Linked DNA regions of Homo sapiens: all the other regions are linked to region 2. A link is a contact called in ENCODE Hi-C or POLR2A ChIA-PET data. All regions are on one chromosome and are shown on one strand. The core of a region is the stretch at or near the end of the contact, and the rest is flanking DNA. Distances in the headings are between cores, read along the strand shown.

Region 1 (2,700 bases), core at 168-2,667, 640 kb after region 2:
CCTAGCTGAGCCATATGAGGCCCCTCCTACTCTGCTGACCACAAAGTAGATTTCAGGGGAAGTTTTAGGCTGTACTTGTGTGTAAAAGAAAGCCTACCATTTTAATGCATTAAAAAAACTGGGGTTTGGTGCTGGCCCCCAGCCTCTGGTTGTGAGCACCCGCTCCTTTACTGCAACGCAGTCCCTATAAATAGCAAAATGTTGTCTGGATGGTGATTGTTTGCTTTGTTTTAAAATTCTGAATCTCTGGTCTTACTTTATCTAATATCAGCAGCCTTAGGTTCAACTGGGACCCTTCGTGCCATCTGTCCCCCTTAGGGGGAGCAGGTTTGCCCATACTGAATGTGCAACGTGCAACACTTCACAGGAAGTACTGGCAAATGGACCAGCGTCCTTCCAGGGGCCTGGTGTTGGCAGCAACTGCCAAGTCACATGGGTGTGGTGGGGATACACGTGTGTTGGGAGGATGGCCTCACGCGCCCCCTCCTAGGCTCTCTCTTTCAGGCAATAAGGTATCCTAAAGAACCAAAGCCACAGGCTTCCATTCGAAGTTAATGTTGGTGGCCCCAGAAAGACAATTCACATGCCCAGTTCCTTGCTTTTTAAAATAAGAGACAGCTTGGGATCTGGGTCGGCAGGCAGTGAGGACAAACCCCCTGCTGAAAGGCTGCTTCAAAGCTCTGTCCAACAAGGCCTCTTTCTCTGTCTGGCAGCTCCCTCGGGACACATAACCTGGTTAGCTGGGGGGTGATTGGGGTCCCGAAGGGATGCATCCTGAACTTCTGTCAAAGCCTGAGCCCTGGGAAGGGCTGGAGCTCTGAGCTGCAGGAAGAGGGGCTAAGATGAACTGAGGGAAGGGCTGTGTCCTGGCTCAGAGGCCTGGGGGTCAGAGGGAGGAAAGAAGGGAATTAAGGGAGGAGGGGAGGGGAAAGAAAGAAGCCTTTTGGGAAAACTCACCCTCCATAGCTTGCATCCCCCGTCGTTCCAGGGACCCCCAGCGTTGGCCCTTCTTCCTCTCACAGCCCTCGGAAGCCTCATAGGAGCCTAGAGTGGTCACTGTGGGTCCTGAGAGCAGGGAGAAAGGAGGGGCTGGGGGGTGGGGGGCTGGCTGCGGGCTGGGGTGCAGAGGAAAGAAGGGGACATGTCTTCCAGCTCCTCGAGGCTCTGGGATCTGTAATCCCAGTGGAGGTGCCTGACTCACTCTGGCGGCTCTGCGACTCCTCTCTCTCGGCCACCTCTCAGCCCTGCCTCCCAGCCTCCTCAGAACCCGCTGTTCCAGGACCCTCTTGCTTGCACAGAAAGAAAGAGGGGGTGTGCGTATTTAGTCCGGGGGGACAGGGAGGAGAGGGCCAAGACTGAAAGAGGGCGGGAGCCAGTGAAGAAGAGGCTGAAAGGCTGAGGTGGCCTACAGATGGAGGGAGGGAGGAGTGGGGGGCGTGCGGGAAGGGGTAGGGCTGCGACCGCTCCCCTCCCCTCTCCTCCCATTCTCTCGCTGGACCTTGCCCACCCCACCCTCGCCCCGCGCTCAGGAGTCTCCGGGGCTGCAGGAGGTGTAGGGTCTGCAGTCCCGAAGGCTGGAAGCACCGTCGGACTGAAGTGGAGAGACGCGCTGGGGAGGGACCACCAGGCAGGATGCGGCCGGTGCGCGGAAGCCTCAGTCCCAGGCCGGAAGGATGGAGACCGGGCCCCGGTGGAGGCCAGGATGGAGGGAGGAAGACTTTGGGCGGAGAAAGGGGAGCCGCGGAGGCCGGGAGCACCTGGGGGTCTGGAAGGAGGAGGGATGGAGGAGAGAAAGGAGGGGCGGTAGACAGGTGACGGAGGGGCGGCTCTGACCTGGGCCCGGGCAGCTCCAGCCCGCGGCTCCCGCGCCGGCTCCGGCGCCCGCCTCCATGACCGCTCCCGCCGCCGCCTTCCGCCTCCCTGAGCAGAAGCCGCAGCCGCGAGCCCGGGGACCCGAGCCGGGTGCGCAGGGAGGGAGGGAGGGCGGACGAGGGGGCGGGGCCTGGCCGGGCCTCCTGACACCGCCCCCCGCCGCTCGCCGCCGCCCGGAAGCCCTCCCAGCACTCGGGAGCTCCGAGCCCGTGCAGGGGGCGGCGCGGGAGGGTGAGCGCGACCCCGGATACGCCCCAAGGCTCTCCCCTAGAGAGCGCGGGGAGCCGCGGGGCCCGGACAGCGTCAGGAGCTCCTAGGCTTATGGCTGCCCCAAGAGGGAGGAGCGAGATCCCCTGGTTCTGGCGGCGGGTCCCCCCGGGGTCTGCTGTGCCCAGGGACCCTTCTGCACCAGGTGTCAGGGCCCGGTCATGCTCAGCAATGGGGACGGCAAAGGACGAGGTGGGACTGTTTCCTCCAAAAGCGCAGACACGCGCGCCCCTCCTTCCCTCCCTCCCCCGCCCGGCCGGCGCCCCCACCTAGCAGTCCGCGCTGACTCCGGCCCCAGGCCCTGCCCACCCCTGCCCGGTGGCCCCTCGGCAGCCTGGGGGCCGGAGGAGGGAAGTCGAGGCCCGGATGGGCGAACGGCAGGGCCCTGACCTCTCCGCTTTCCGCGACCCCCCACCGAGCCAGGGCCAAGGACCCTCTTAGGAGGAGCCCTCCGGTGGCCCCATCAAGCCTCAGGGCCGGAAGACCCCCTCTCCTCCGCCCTGTCTTCCCTTCCGGTCCCACACCCGGTGGGCTGCGAGCCACGCCCCCACAGTAGCCCGC
Region 2 (2,700 bases), core at 11-2,510:
TCTCATTTTGACTTTATCACAACCTTCTGAGGTAGGCAGTGTTAATCTCATCTTACAGATGAAGAAACTGGAGCTCAGAGAGGTTCCGTAATGTGCCGAAAATCACACAGGTAGTAAATGATAGGGCTAGGAGTCAAAACCTGGTCTGACTACTCCAAAGTCTGGTGTTCTTGACCACCAACTATGCCAGATGTCTGATCTTGGGCAAGTCACTCCTCTTTTTTTTAGGTCTGTAAAATGAAAGGGTTATACCAGATGATATCTGCAGACCCTGCCACATCTGATATTTTGTCGTCTATTCTGATCCCCGCTCAGATCCAACTGATGGGAACTGCCTCAATGAGGGGATAGGGAAGTGATAATAATTCAACGCTTTCATCTTCATAGATAGGGTTTCTTTTTTCAGGAGAGGAGGAAGAGATCGAAATATTCACACTCCTATCTGTATCCTGCGACTGCTCCCTCCAGATAGCCACTCCAGGACTGCCCCTGCCTGAATCCCGTCTCGCTCAGCCCTCACAGGCAGGGGCCTGATGTCCGCGGAAGGCGCTCCCGAAACGGCCTAAGACTTACGGGGGGAAGGGGACGGGCAGGGAACGGGCAGAAGTCCCTCGGCTGGCCCAGGGGCCCGCCGCAGGCAGCCTGGGAGGGGGACTGCGGTTGCCCCACTCGCCAATCCTGCTTTCCTGCGGCTGAGCTCCAGCCTCCCACCCCTCAAGCCAGTCACTTAACCTCTCCGCTCCTGTTCCCCCGTCTATAAACTGGGATCGGAATTTCTGCTTCAGGGGGCTGCAGCGATTAAGTGAGATAAATATTTGGAAAGTATCTGGTCCGCTCAATACCGCGCTCATCTTCGCGCAGCGGGGGAAAGCCAGAGGGCTAGAAAGCCCCCAACCCGCGGCAGGAGACGGGCGGACACTGGTCCGGGCCAAAGAGCCCAGAGTTCAGCCGCTAGGACCCCGCAGGCGCCCACTGCGCGGGGCTGATCGAGCGCGCCGAGGGCTCCGGGGCCGAGGCCGAATCACCTCAGCCGCCGCTTCCCGCCGGCGGGCGTCTCCGGGCCCCAGCCGAAGCTTTCCGGGCTCCTCACCTCTGACTCCCGCCGCTGGCTTCGGAACGCTTCGCGGCCCTTGGGCGCCGCCTGCTTCCCTTTGCCGCCGCCGTTGCCATTGCCATTTGCGGGCGGGCCCCCGGTCCCAGGCGCGGCGGGGTCCTCCATGCTGCTGGTCAGCGGCTCCCCTCAGGGTTCAGCTCGCTTTGCCGGAGGCGACCCTACCGCCGCGCGCCGGGAGCCAGGCCCCGCCCCCTCCACCTCTATTGGTTACGGCAGCTCGCCGCAACCCCGCCCCGCGAGGCGATTGGCTGCTCGACCGGCCGGAGCGGGACTCGAGGAGGTGGGGGCTCAATGAAGAGATTTTTGAGGGGATCTTTTTAGTCCTGCGGCATTGCTGGCGGACGGAGACTCCTAGGTTAGCTACAGGCTCCACACCTCGCGAAAGCTGGGCCTTGAGATCAGGCGGGTTATCTCTGTGCTCCTCACTCGGTGTCTCTCAGCTCTCACCCCCGTCCCTGTAGCGACCTTTTCCGGAGCTCTAGTCTCCGCCTACTGCTCCACAGCAGTCTCCGTTTCCCTGTTACCACCGACCCGGCCCCCCATATCCCGGCTCCTGCACACGTCCCATATCCCGCTTAGTCTCAGGGGAGGGATGGCACCGCCAGGTGGCCAGGGACATCGCCCGAAACGAGGGACTCGCTGTCTCTGGAAGCTGAGAATTCTCAGCGTTTTTCTGAAGAGAACGCATCTCGCCCGGAGCTAGGGCTTGGCTGGGAGACTGGAGGTCTAAGGGTGGGATGGGGGAGTTTTTCCATCACTGAAATTGGTGGTGCCCTCGAGGGCTGCTCCTGTCATCTGCCCTTCTCTGCTGTAGGGGGCCTCTTCCTCATGGTGTGTAAATGTTGAGGGTAGAGCAAGCCCCCACCCTCACCTGCTCGCCAGTCCTTTCTTTCCTTCCTCTCTCTTAGATGCTTCCTAAGGGCTCATTGTTACTGGGGGCAAAAGAGGCTGTTTGATCTGCCCTCTCCTGAATTTAAAAAGTAGCTTGTAGTAAATATTTAGACAGTCTGGCTTGGTAATAGAAGCCCCAAAGACGTAGGCTCAGGGGAACAGGTGGGACCAAATCGCTGTCCCCAGCCTGGTTGCTTTAGGAAGGGTCTGGGGGATTGTTGAACTGAGCTTGGTGCCAGGCACTGCAGTAAGCGCTTTCCAAATATCACATCATACCTCTCCCCGACAGGGTGTTTTTACGAATCCAATGTTACTGATGAAGAAACCGGCACTTGCAGATTCCTCCCTGCGGTTTCCAAGGTATCATATTCTATCTTGTCTCAGGGTCTTGCCTATGCTGTTCTCTGGAGGAGACTGTCTTCTGTTCTCCTGGTTGATTCCTTTTCTCTCATAAAGATTCTAGTTAGTTGTCACCTCCTCCTCCTCCACAAAGCTTTCCTTTTAGCCCTCAACTCATTCAGGTTGTGTTGGTGTCAAACCAGTTCTGCCTAGATCCAAAATCCTAACATTTTCCACGATATACCCAAAGCAAAGGGCCTAGAGGAATTACTCCACCTTCCCATACCTTAGGGACAACCCTGTCCCTTTCTTAACATCTCTCTCTCTCTCTCACTTTTCCCTTTGCCAGTTCATAG
Region 3 (2,700 bases), core at 88-2,587, 700 kb after region 2:
CTTGTGATTCTCAAAAGAATCCTATTGGAACCCCCCCACCCCCCAATCACAGTAAAACCTCAGATTAGGTCTTGGCAAACTCATTTTCTTGACAAATACAACTTAGAGGTTATATCTGGTCCCTCATTTGGATTATACTATATAAATTCTTCAGTGATTACTGTCGTTTGGTATTTGGTTAATTAAATCTACTGAGTGAGGTCAAACTTGCATTTGTCTTGTGTCAAGTTCCATTCTATGGCAGACTAATTTAACAGAGATTCCAAGGTTCTCTGCCTCCAAGCTGAATAAGCTACTAGAACAAAAAACAACTAGAAGCCACCTTATTCCCAATTCATTAACGTTGACTTCATGGTCCACACCAGAAAATGAACGCAACTCAATTCTCGAAGACACTATTCTAGAATTTTATACACTTAGGAATTCAGATCACAGGCTCAAAAGTTTTAGCAGGAGACCCACGGAGCTTGGGCCTTGATGCAAAAGCAGCTTTTGAAACTGCAAGCCACTCTACGCTTAATCGCGGCAGCTATAGGGAATTAAGTTTATTTCTGACCGCAGCATGCTAAAAATCAGTAGGATATGGGGCTAGAAGCAACAAAAAACGTAACAAAAATTAATTCCCCAATAAAGCTTTAAAAACTATTTTCCGTCGCTAACTGAAGTACGTAGCCAAATATGGAAGCTCTAAACATTCAGCTTTTCTTTAAAATCATAGATATCACCTAGTGTCGTCACTCGTTCTCTCCCCCCTTGTTTCTGCACCCTTTAGGTGAGTGAACACGACCTTGGCAGATGCACCCTACTGTCGGGATGTGGCCTTGGGGCGGAGCTGGCAGATACAAGCAGGATGGTGAGTGGAGGCGGCAAGGAACTCTTACAATAACACTATCCAAATGCCCTCCGACCTTCCGGAGGCAAAAAATGACCCTCTGGTGCCAGAGACTCGGTGAGTGGCGTGACCTAGAGATGGAGGACCAGGACGCAGCAAACCAGGCACAGAACAGTACCCAACGGGACAGAGTTCCACCGGACCAGCCCCCTTCCCAGAGCGCGCGGTAAGACGGGCGGCGGCCTCCATCCCAGGCTGCACACAGAGGGTCCCGGGATCTCCAGCAGCATCAGGCCTGGGACCCGGGCGCCAGCAGAGACAGCGGCACCGAGTGAGGCAGTCCCCTGCCGCGCCAAGAACAAGACCGGGGACAGAAAGAAAGCGAATAAAGATGAGGCAGTGGTGAAGGGGCTGGGCATCACCGTACTTACCTTTCCTCGTAGCCCCCACAGCACAGGATGCCGTGGCCGCCGCTCACCCACCGGCTCAGCTCACGCGCGCAAGCACCGCCCAACCGGAAGCGGGTCCGCACCCCGCCCTCATCCGCCTCGCCGGCGGCCTCCCGACCAATCATCAGCAAACCCGCCGCTGTCGCATAGCGTCCCCGAGTAGCCATTGGTCTAACAATCGCATAGCCGGGATTGGCTGGAAAGCGCCACGTCCCCGGGACCGCGCCGAGTTGCGTGGAGCGGATTCCCGCCCAACTCTCGTCCCCGGGATTGTTGGGACGGCGGGCTCCAGCCCCAGCCCCAGCCCCAGCCCCGTACTGCGGGTGGCGTGGGCGCGGCCGTGTGGCCGCCACGTCCCCATTCACAGCTCATGACTCTGCTTCCACAGGGCTTCTTAGACTATCCTGCTAGTTATCTTCATTCCCACAAGACCACCAGGGCGGAATTAATCCGACTGAATCAGTCACCAACTTTATTGAACAATCCCAACTTTTTCTTTCCCTTCAGCGCTGCGCCCTGCGCTATCTACAGGAGGCTCTTCAGTCTTTGGCACCAGTGTATCTTTTAGCTCCATCTCCCAACACTCCCCCTCATCTTGCGCTCTGGGCACCATCATCTGTTTCCTAACAACCGGTCCTTTTTCATCTCTTAAGATTTTTGATCAAGAGGCTTCCTCTGCCAGGAATAAGTGCGTTTTCCTGATTTTCTGCCTTGCCAATAGAAGTCCCAGTTCAGATGTTAGCTCTAGAAGCCTTCCCTGACCTCACTAAGCATAATTCTTACCTTATTTACCATCATAGCTGTTTATAGCTTCAGTACACTTTGCCAAATTCTGCTATAAAATGTAGCTTATCCATCTGTCCTCTTCTAGAGTAAGCTCCTGGGTAGGTATCTGTCTATTCATCTTTATATCTGCAACTCTGAGCTTACTGCCCAGCTCAGTAATGTTAAGTGAAGGGAATGGGCCGAACCCGTTGCATGTCCCTGAAAATTTAATTTCATGTCATGAAATTAAAACAAATATCAAATAAAGGCTACTATAGCTTCAACACAAATGGAATGTAAACCTGTGGCATTCTTAGCACATAAAGCCTCTGTAGTTTAAAATCAAATTGAGACAAGTTGTAAACTCATGAAACAGTTAAGCTCATGAAAGCAAGCTAGTTACTGTCAACGTGAAAGGTTTACAACTAATCCTTCTGGCATTCAAAGGAGTGTCAGTGACCCTTGGTGGTAGTCAGGGAAGGCTTCAGAGGAAGATATGACTAAGGCTGGACTAAGGAAGTCCCAAATGGACTATTCAGCAAGAAGAGTAATAGGAATAAGGACAAGTGGAGGGCAGAGTGGGAGGTAAATTCTCAGGCCAGGTAGCAAATGAGGAAGGTTAAAAAAAGGGGTGGGGGGAAACAATGAAAGAAA

What was found. Hi-C counts contacts between places; a loop is a spot of excess contacts on that map. ChIA-PET counts read pairs that join two places held with the same protein, here RNA polymerase II (POLR2A). Pooled maps may share reads with other maps.
Region 1: a pooled map shows a loop between it and region 2 (11-fold over the local background). The contact joins the promoter of CCDC136 here to the promoter of STRIP2 in region 2. A Hi-C loop is called at or near these places in 6 of 50 pooled maps. POLR2A ChIA-PET finds 5 or more read pairs at or near these places in 2 of 52 experiments (PC-9 and naive thymus-derived CD4-positive, alpha-beta T cell).
Region 3: a pooled map shows a loop between it and region 2 (9-fold over the local background). The contact joins the promoter of CALU here to the promoter of STRIP2 in region 2. A Hi-C loop is called at or near these places in 8 of 50 pooled maps. POLR2A ChIA-PET finds 5 or more read pairs at or near these places in 2 of 52 experiments (PC-9 and activated T-cell).

What each region holds. Positions count from the first base shown.
Region 1 is chr7:128,790,685-128,793,384 of GRCh38, reverse strand. CCDC136 (coiled-coil domain containing 136) reads right to left here and starts at 1,417. Exons shown (of 18, transcript NM_022742.5): 1 at 958-1,417. The coding sequence starts at 973. RefSeq lists silencers at 2,034-2,302, 1,841-2,310.
Region 2 is chr7:129,432,992-129,435,691 of GRCh38, reverse strand. STRIP2 (striatin interacting protein 2) reads right to left here and starts at 1,260. Exons shown (of 21, transcript NM_020704.3): 1 at 1,091-1,260. The coding sequence starts at 1,219. RefSeq lists a silencer at 901-1,380.
Region 3 is chr7:128,737,996-128,740,695 of GRCh38, reverse strand. CALU (calumenin) reads right to left here and starts at 1,337. Exons shown (of 7, transcript NM_001219.5): 1 at 1,264-1,337. RefSeq lists an enhancer at 1,001-1,100 and silencers at 1,381-1,520, 1,591-1,730.